Regions from separate parts of the Homo sapiens genome. Here regions 2 and 3 are each linked to region 1. The links are chromatin contacts, found by Hi-C in ENCODE. All regions are on one chromosome and are shown on one strand. The core of a region is the stretch at or near the end of the contact, and the rest is flanking DNA. Distances in the headings are between cores, read along the strand shown.

Region 1 (2,680 bases), core at 81-2,580:
TTAAAATGAAATGGGCTATTCCCTCCTCCCGCCAGAAAAAAAAAGGCTGGGAAAATAAAATTCACAAGTTGGTTTTTTTCTTTTTTCTTTTTTTACGAGTTGGTTTTAAGGTTATTTCTAATATTCATTTTTCCTAATGACACCAATATATCGCCATTTACCTGATTTTAAAACTGCAACTGGTTAGTTTTAAGTGAACACAAGTGCTATGTTTTTGTAGCTTTACCATATTCAATCTGTAACTTACTTAATAAAAGACCTTAAATTCATAATGCATGCACGGTGATCAAAATATGAGCACTCCTCCAAGCTCTGCTACTATAACGTTTGCTCCTTTGGGAGCATAATGATATGGTTTTCTTTTTTTTTTTTTTTTGAGACGGAGTCTCGCTCGGTCGCCCAGGCTGGAGTGCAGTGATGCGATCTTGGCTCATAGCAACCTCCGCCTCCCGGGTTCAAGCGATTCTCCTGCCTCAGCCTCCGGAGGAACTGGGACTACAGGCGCCCGCCACCACGCCCGGCTGATTATTCGTATTTTTGGTAGAGATGGGGTTTCACCATGTTGGCCAGGCTAGTCTCGAACTCCTGACCTCAAGTGATCCACCTGCCTCGGTCTCCAAACATAATGATCTGTTTTAAGGTTGCAAGTATTTCCATTAGGTATTTATGGGGTGAGTAGGGTGGGGCAGATGTGTCCCGGAATGGGGCACAGCGGACAGGAAGTAACGGTTTATAACAACGTGAACGCTTCTGACGTGTAGCGGGAGCTTCAGAAAGCGTGGCCGAATCTGCAGCTCTTAACAAATGGCTCGTTCCCAAACCTTAGCCTCAACTCCTTCTGAGCGATAGGGGCATGCTACCAGCACGGGGGGAAATGAGATACAAGAAACGCCCGAAAGGGAAAAACAAGGCTGGGCTGTTTCCTTCCTTTGGGGTCAAGACAGAGGCACAGAAGGCCCAGGTCTGGGAGGTTGGATCACCTCCGGCTGGATGTTGAGCCGGGTGGGAGCCCAAACAGCAGGGGGCCCACAGGAGGCCGGCCCAGGCAGCCTCGCGTCCACTTACCAGGCCAGGCCCAGGCACGTCCCCAGCGACAGCAGGCTCAGGCACGTTCGGGGGTCTGCCCAGCCCCCGCCTCCGCTGCTCCGGGCCACGGGGGTCTTCCCGCCCTCGCTCCGCTTCCCGGGCTCCGCAGCAGGGGCTCCCTTGGGCCCCGACTTCTTCCGGCTCTTCACCTCAGACATGTCTGGAGACCCTAGGACGACAAGCCCAGGGCAGCTTCTTCACCAGGGGGAGCAGGACGTGGCCGCCTTGGCGTTCGTGGGAACCCTGGGCGGTGACCGCGCCCCCTCACAGACTTGGCACCGCCCAGAGCCCAGCCCCTTCCCTCTCCCCGGCATCCTCGTTGCTTCACTGAGTCTTTCAGCTGCCAGCTCCATAGTTCCCCTAGGAGAGGTGGGCGGCGACCTCAACCCACAGCGCCTTCCACTGCGATATTGCTCCAAATCCGAGGAAATTCAAACTCCCGGGCGCGCGCAGGCCGACGGGACCCGAGGAGGAGGGGCAGGACGAAGGGGTCGCGCGCGCCACGTCGGGCGCGCCGCCGCTGCCCGAGTCCGGCATTGGTGGGAACGCGGCGCGTCCCTGAGGCTTAGCCACGCCCCGTCCGCGGGGTAGGCGGGCACTTCTACGCGCGCGGGCATGAGCCGTGGCAGGAGTGCGCGGCGGCAGCGGTGGCCGCCCCTTGGGGCTTGGGGTGTGTTTATTTGCATAAGCGGGCGCGCGCCGTCCGGGCTGGGTGGATCCGGCGGGATTTGACTGCTCCGCTGTCCAGAGGCGGAGAAGAAGAGGTAGCGAGTGGACGTGACTGCTCTATCCCGGGCAAAAGGGATAGAACCAGAGGTGGGGAGTCTGGGCAGTCGGCGACCCGCGAAGACTTGAGGTGCCGCAGCGGCATCCGGAGTAGCGCCGGGCTCCCTCCGGGGTGCAGCCGCCGTCGGGGGAAGGGCGCCACAGGCCGGGAAGACCTCCTCCCTTTGTGTCCAGTAGTGGGGTCCACCGGAGGGCGGCCCGTGGGCCGGGCCTCACCGCGGCGCTCCGGGACTGTGGGGTCAGGCTGCGTTGGGTGGACGCCCACCTCGCCAACCTTCGGAGGTCCCTGGGGGTCTTCGTGCGCCCCGGGGCTGCAGAGATCCAGGGGAGGCGCCTGTGAGGCCCGGACCTGCCCCGGGGCGAAGGGTATGTGGCGAGACAGAGCCCTGCACCCCTAATTCCCGGTGGAAAACTCCTGTTGCCGTTTCCCTCCACCGGCCTGGAGTCTCCCAGTCTTGTCCCGGCAGTGCCGCCCTCCCCACTAAGACCTAGGCGCAAAGGCTTGGGTAAGTTGACCTCCTCGCTTTTCTCCCCGAGCCAGGTTCTTTGGAGGCTTGGTAGCTGATTTCAGGGACTGAGAATTTGAGGACATGGAATATTTGATAACCATCCTGCTCCTGTACCAGGAAGAGAAATTCTGTAATGAGGAAGTAGTAAACTTGGGGTTTTCGTGGATAAACGTGCGCTGTTTTCTGTTTTACGTCCATGAAGAGTTTTGGCTTTCCATTTTGTTGTGGGTTACAAAAGGTTTTGAGACTTAGTTCAGATAAGTTGTGCAGTTTTAAAACGTATTTAAGATTTGCATATT
Region 2 (2,680 bases), core at 89-2,588, 6.6 Mb after region 1:
AAAAACAAAACAAACAAACAAAAAACACACACACAGCTTGCTTCCAGTTCCTTACTTATCTACACTAGGAGGATCACAAAAAATGAACAAAAGACACCTATGCATACAGCCCTTCGGACTTATTCTGAACTGTCGATGTAGGTAAATCCATACAAGGATCATCCTGGGAAGTATTATTCACTTAGAAGAAAAAGGGAAGGAACCCCAAAAGAGAGGGGAAAGTGTGAAACGAAAATAGGTTAATCTTATTCTAAGTTTTCAAGAGTTGAGACACTAGGAAATAAAGGCACTTATTTAAATAAACCCGGGATGCTGAACCAGGAGTGTAGGTACGAAGCTGGAGAAATGTTAAACAAAGGAGAACAAAAGACCCCTGGGGAAAGATGTGCTGAATTATGAACTAATGTCATCCTGCACTCATTTGCTATATTTACACACCAGTTTTCATCTGCAGAGCTCAAAGGACTTGACTCTCATCTCGAGTGTGCTAATGAAGTTCCCTTGTGCGACAAATGGGGCAGGTACTGTATTTTTCTCTTCACTAATGGGAAAACGGTGCCAAAAGGAGGCCTGGTACCGCCGGAAAAGAGATCCAGGCCCTCTGCCTCTCATTCTGGCTGGCACAAGTCTCATCACATCATTAGGAGTAGCAGTAATAAGACTGACTCATTATCTGTACCGGACATTGTCTGCTGACAACTTTACAGGTATTTCTCATTGACTTCTCCTAACAACCCTATGAAGCAGGCACAATTATTATTCCTATTTTACAGACGACAAAACTAAGGCACAATAAGGTGGTTTTCCTGAGGCACTCAGCTACTACATGGAATCAAAGTTTAGATCTCGCAGACTCAGTTGCAGCTGAGCTTGCAGGGGGGTCACGACATCAAGACTCCGGCCGCGGGGCTCTCTCCCCTGTTCCACAGCTCTGCCCCGGCTCAGGACTCAGGGCCCGGCCCGCCCCCTCCTCAGCCCGAGAGAACCCGGTGGGAGGCGCCGCGAGGGGGCCGGGCGCACTCCCGCGGCTGCCCGGCCGGGGGCGCGGCCTCCACTCCGGGGCTGGAGGGGCCTCCTCGGCCTCACCCCTGCGGGCGAGGGGCACCGGAGCGGCGGGAGGTACCTGGGGGCTGTCCTGCAACGCCTCCTCTAGCAGGAGCTTGTCCACGGCGGGCATGGTGCGGCGCGGCTCAGCCGAGGGCTGGGTTGGAAGGACAGAGGGCAGGAGACGCGGCGGCCGAGAGCACTCCCCGGCTCTGGGCTCAGGCGACGCGGCGGCCACTCCGTGCCCGCGGCGGCCCCGCGCGCGTCCACGCCTGGCCAGTGGCCGCCGCCGCCTGCCCGCCGGCCCAGCCCCCGGCCGAGCCGGATCAACAGGAAGTGTGGCGCGCCCGGCAGGGAAACCGGAAGTGTGGTGAGCTCCGGTCCCGACACCGGAAATGTGGCGCCCGCGCTTCCGCCTGCGCTCGCCGGCTCGCGGGGAGCGGGGGGCTCTGGGTGCCAGTCCCGTTGCTGAGGGAACCCTTCGGGTGTTTGTTCTCTGTGCTGAAGGTCCGTCAAGTCAATGCATATGAAGTCCAAAAGAGGAACTCGAGGGTAGAAAGATAAGGTTTTATCTGCTTATGGCTACCCAGAAAGCCTTTTGAGTTGAAGGAGCGAACAGATTTTTTCTTTTAATGGAAGGAAAAACCCACACTTCCCACACCACTTTTTCTAGATAAATTTCGACGCCCCTGAAACAGCTCTGAGAGCAAAGAGGTCGCCTATGCTATGGGAACAAAGAAAAGAGGAGAAAAGCTGGATAACTGACTCGTCTGTGATAATCAGAAATAACCACTTTGGAAACCACAGCTATTTGATGTGGTCATAATTAGGTCTCGTCCTCCTGGTTTATGTTTTGTGATTTTGGAGAATTTCATAATCAAATGTTTAGAATTGGAAGGGCTAGATAATCTAGGTTCCAGTGTTGTCATTTAGAGATGAGAAAATGGGACCCAGAGAAATAAGTGGTCTGCCCAGGGTCAGTTAGTAAACGCCAGAGGAAGAAAAGAAGGAAGGGAGAGGGATGGAAGAAGACTGGCAAGTGGAACGTGACACCTTTTTACACGGAAGGCAAGGGTTTCTGAAGTTCCTTCTTTAGAAGTTAATAAGACTGGCCGGGCGTGGTGGTTCACGCCTGTAATCCCAGCACTTTGGGAGGCCGAGATGGGTGGATCACGAGGTCAGGAGTTCAAGACCAGTCTGGCCAAGATGCTGAAACCCCGTCTCTACTAAAAATACAAAAATTAGCCGGGCGTGGTGGCATGCGCCTGTAATCCCAGCTACTCGGGAGGCTGAGGCAGAAGAATCACTTGAACCCGGGAGGCAGAGGTTTCAGTGAGCCGAGAGGGCACCACTGCACTCCAGCCTGGGCAACAGAGCAAGACTCCGTCTCAAAAAAAAAAAAAAAAATCATGCAGTATGTGTGTCACCAAAATCAACAGAGGGGATATGGTAATATATAAATTCTGCATTCTGCAGAGACCTCTTAGGTATATCAAGACCCAATCTGCATTGCTGACACCTCTGACAGTCTAGTATAGTAGCATGCTGCCTGATCACTTGAAAACTCCAAGGCCATTATTCCCTTGGTCTGGCCAGCGCCAACCTGACCTGAACCATTTTATGGCCTCCATCTACC
Region 3 (2,680 bases), core at 129-2,628, 5.6 Mb after region 1:
ATGACTGAATCATGGGGATTGAGGAGAAGTTTGGGTGAGATGAAGGGGTGGAAGGACCACAAAGGGCCTTGTAGAAAGAAGATGAAGAAGCAGAGAGGCTTAGTAACTTGGCTTTGCAGTTAGTAATAGAACCTGGATTTGACTTCAAAGTCTACACTGCATAATAAGGGTATATTCAACAGACTTTGGTTCTGCAATTATCTCTTTTTGCTCCTTCTTTGGAAATTGCCAAAGTTCCCTCTACTGGATTATTCCTTTAGCATAAAAACATGCTGTAATAATTTCCTTCTTAGACAAACCAAAAAAACCAAAAAGTCTGGCCAGGCACGGTGGCTCACCCCTGTAATCCCAGCACTTTGGGAGGCCGAGGAGGGTGGATCACGAAGTCAGGAGTTGAAGACCAGCCTGGCCAACATGGTGAAACCCTCTCTCTACTGAAAATACAAAAATTAGCTGGGTGTGGTGGCATGCACCTGTAGTCCCAGCTACTCGAGAGGCTGAGGCAGGAGAATTGCTTGAACCCAGGAGGCAGAGGTTGCAATGAGCTGAGATCGTGCCTCTGCACTCCAGCCTGGGTGACAGAGTGAGACTCTGTCTCAAAAAAAAAAAAAAAAAAAAATTCCTCTATCCTACATCCCTCTTTAGCTCCTTTCCTATTGTTGTTTTGTTTTGTTTTGTTTTTATAGCAAAACCCCTTTAAGAGTTGCCTATACTTACTCCCTCCATTTCCTTATTTTCTGTTTCTTGCTGAACTTCTTCTAATTAGGATTTCTTACCTACCACCATTTTCATAAGTGACCTCCATGACTCAGCCCTTACCTTATAGGATTTCTTGGCAGTGCTTGAAATAGTTGATCTTCCTTTTTGGAGCACTTCTTCATTGGCTTCTGAGACACCACACAGTCTTGGTTTTCCTCCTACCTCCTGCCAGCTCCTTCTTAGGCTCCATTGCTGGGTTCTTTTCCCCTTTTGCAGTTTGAGCGTGCCAGGGCTCTGTCCTGGGCCATCTTTATTTCTCTAAATACATTAACTCCTGGGTAATTTCATCTAGTCCCATGGAGTGACAGTTAATTTTATGTGTCAACTTGGCTAGCATACGGTGCCCAGTTGTTTGGCAGATAAAAGCATAGATGTTGCTGTGAAGGTATTTTTTAGATGTGACTTACAATGAAATCAGTAGGCTTTGAGTAAAGCTAGTGACCCTCCATAATGTGGATGGGCTTCATCCAATTAGTTGAAGACCTTAGAGAAAAGATGGAGGTTTCCCAAAGAGGAAGCAATTCTGCACCCAGACCACCGTTAGTCTCAAGATTGCCACATCAATGCCTGCTTGAATTTCCAGCCTATCAGCCAGCCTTGGAGTTTTCAGACTTATCAGCCCTCACAACTGTGTGAGTCAATTCTTTAAAAAAAAGAAAAGAAAAAAATCTCTCTATATATACATGTATCCTATTGGTTCTGTTTCTCTGAAGAGCTGTGACTAATACACATGGTATTAAATATCTTTTATGTTTGACACCAAATGTTTATTTCTAGCCTTGACTTCTCCCTTGAACTCCATACTTACATATCCAACTGCTTAGTCAACCTCTCCATTTGGATAATAATAGATCTGTTAACCCATACTATGGATTTGTCCCAAACTATTGTTTTCCCCCACCTCCCATCTTTCTTCCTCCTCTCTGGGTGTTCCTGCTTTTCATTGAAGAGTGCTATTATTTACCCCATTGCTAAAGCCAGAAATCTAGCGTTATCATTGATTCTCTTTCTCTTACATCTCTTATTCCATCCATCTGTACAACTGTACAACATATATCTGTGCAATTAGCTTTACCTTCAAATGTATTTTTTAACCTCACTAATCAGCCTTTATCATCTCTAGCTTGGACCAGGACAGTAACTTCCTAGCAGGTCTGTATATCTCCATATCTCCACTTTTTTTTTTTTTTTTTTTCTTTTTGAGATGGAGTCTCACTGTGTCGCCCGGGCTGGAGTGCAGTGGTGGGATCTCGGCTCACTGCAAACTCCGCCTCCCGGGTTCACGCCATTCTCCTGCCTCAGCCTCCCCAGTAGCTGGGACTACAGGCGCCTGCTACCACGCCCGGTTAATTTTTTGTATTTTTAGTAGAGATGGGGTTTCACTGTGTTAGCCAGGCTCATCTCAATCTCCTGACCTCGTGATCCGCCCGCCTCAGCCTCCTGAAGTGCTGGGATTACAGACATGAGCCACCGAGCCCGGCCATATCTCCACTTTTAAGTCCCTGCCCTCCTTAGCCTATTTTCCACACAACTGAGCAATTATTTTATCATACAACAATCATTTCCTTCTCTTCTCTTCACACTCTGGCATCTTACCACATTTAAAATGAAATCCAAAATCCTGACTATGGCCTGATGATGGATGTGACCCCTGGCTATTCCTCTGACCTCACTTCCTACCACTTTTTTTCTCACTCATTAGGCTTTAGACATACTGGTTACTTTGTGGATTCTTGGATAAGTCAAGCAGACTCCTAGCTTAGGGCTTTAGTATGTTGAAGCCAGAATAAAAATGTGAGACAAGTCTCTAAATTAAAATTTTTTATTTGGAAAGAAAGAATAGCAATTTGGGGCATATATGCAGACAGGGTGGTCTTCAGTATGTCTGAAGAACAAAGAGAAGGTTAGAGGTTTTAGAAAC

The links. Hi-C counts contacts between places; a loop is a spot of excess contacts on that map. Pooled maps may share reads with other maps.
Region 2: a pooled map shows a loop between it and region 1 (7-fold over the local background). The contact joins the promoter of APPL2 here to the promoter of IKBIP in region 1. A Hi-C loop is called at or near these places in 2 of 50 pooled maps.
Region 3: a pooled map shows a loop between it and region 1 (2.2-fold over the local background). The contact joins the promoter of TXNRD1-AS1 here to the promoter of IKBIP in region 1. A Hi-C loop is called at or near these places in 7 of 50 pooled maps.

What each region holds. Positions count from the first base shown.
Region 1 is chr12:98,643,458-98,646,137 of GRCh38, forward strand. It overlaps IKBIP (IKBKB interacting protein), which reads right to left and starts at 1,331. Exons shown (of 3, transcript NM_153687.4): 1 at 1,066-1,331. The coding sequence starts at 1,244. APAF1 (apoptotic peptidase activating factor 1) reads left to right here and starts at 1,833. Exons shown (of 27, transcript NM_181861.2): 1 at 1,833-2,378. RefSeq lists enhancers at 49-676, 677-1,303, 1,304-1,931 and silencers at 1,508-1,707, 2,028-2,237.
Region 2 is chr12:105,234,836-105,237,515 of GRCh38, forward strand. It overlaps APPL2 (adaptor protein, phosphotyrosine interacting with PH domain and leucine zipper 2), which reads right to left and starts at 1,339. Exons shown (of 21, transcript NM_018171.5): 1 at 1,124-1,339. The coding sequence starts at 1,177. RefSeq lists silencers at 918-1,167, 1,218-1,357 and an enhancer at 1,222-1,722.
Region 3 is chr12:104,279,465-104,282,144 of GRCh38, forward strand. It overlaps TXNRD1-AS1 (TXNRD1 antisense RNA 1), which reads right to left and starts at 1,379. Exons shown (of 2, transcript XR_007063431.1): 1 at 820-1,379. All of the region lies in intron 3 of TXNRD1 (thioredoxin reductase 1), which reads left to right. RefSeq lists a silencer at 2,607-2,680.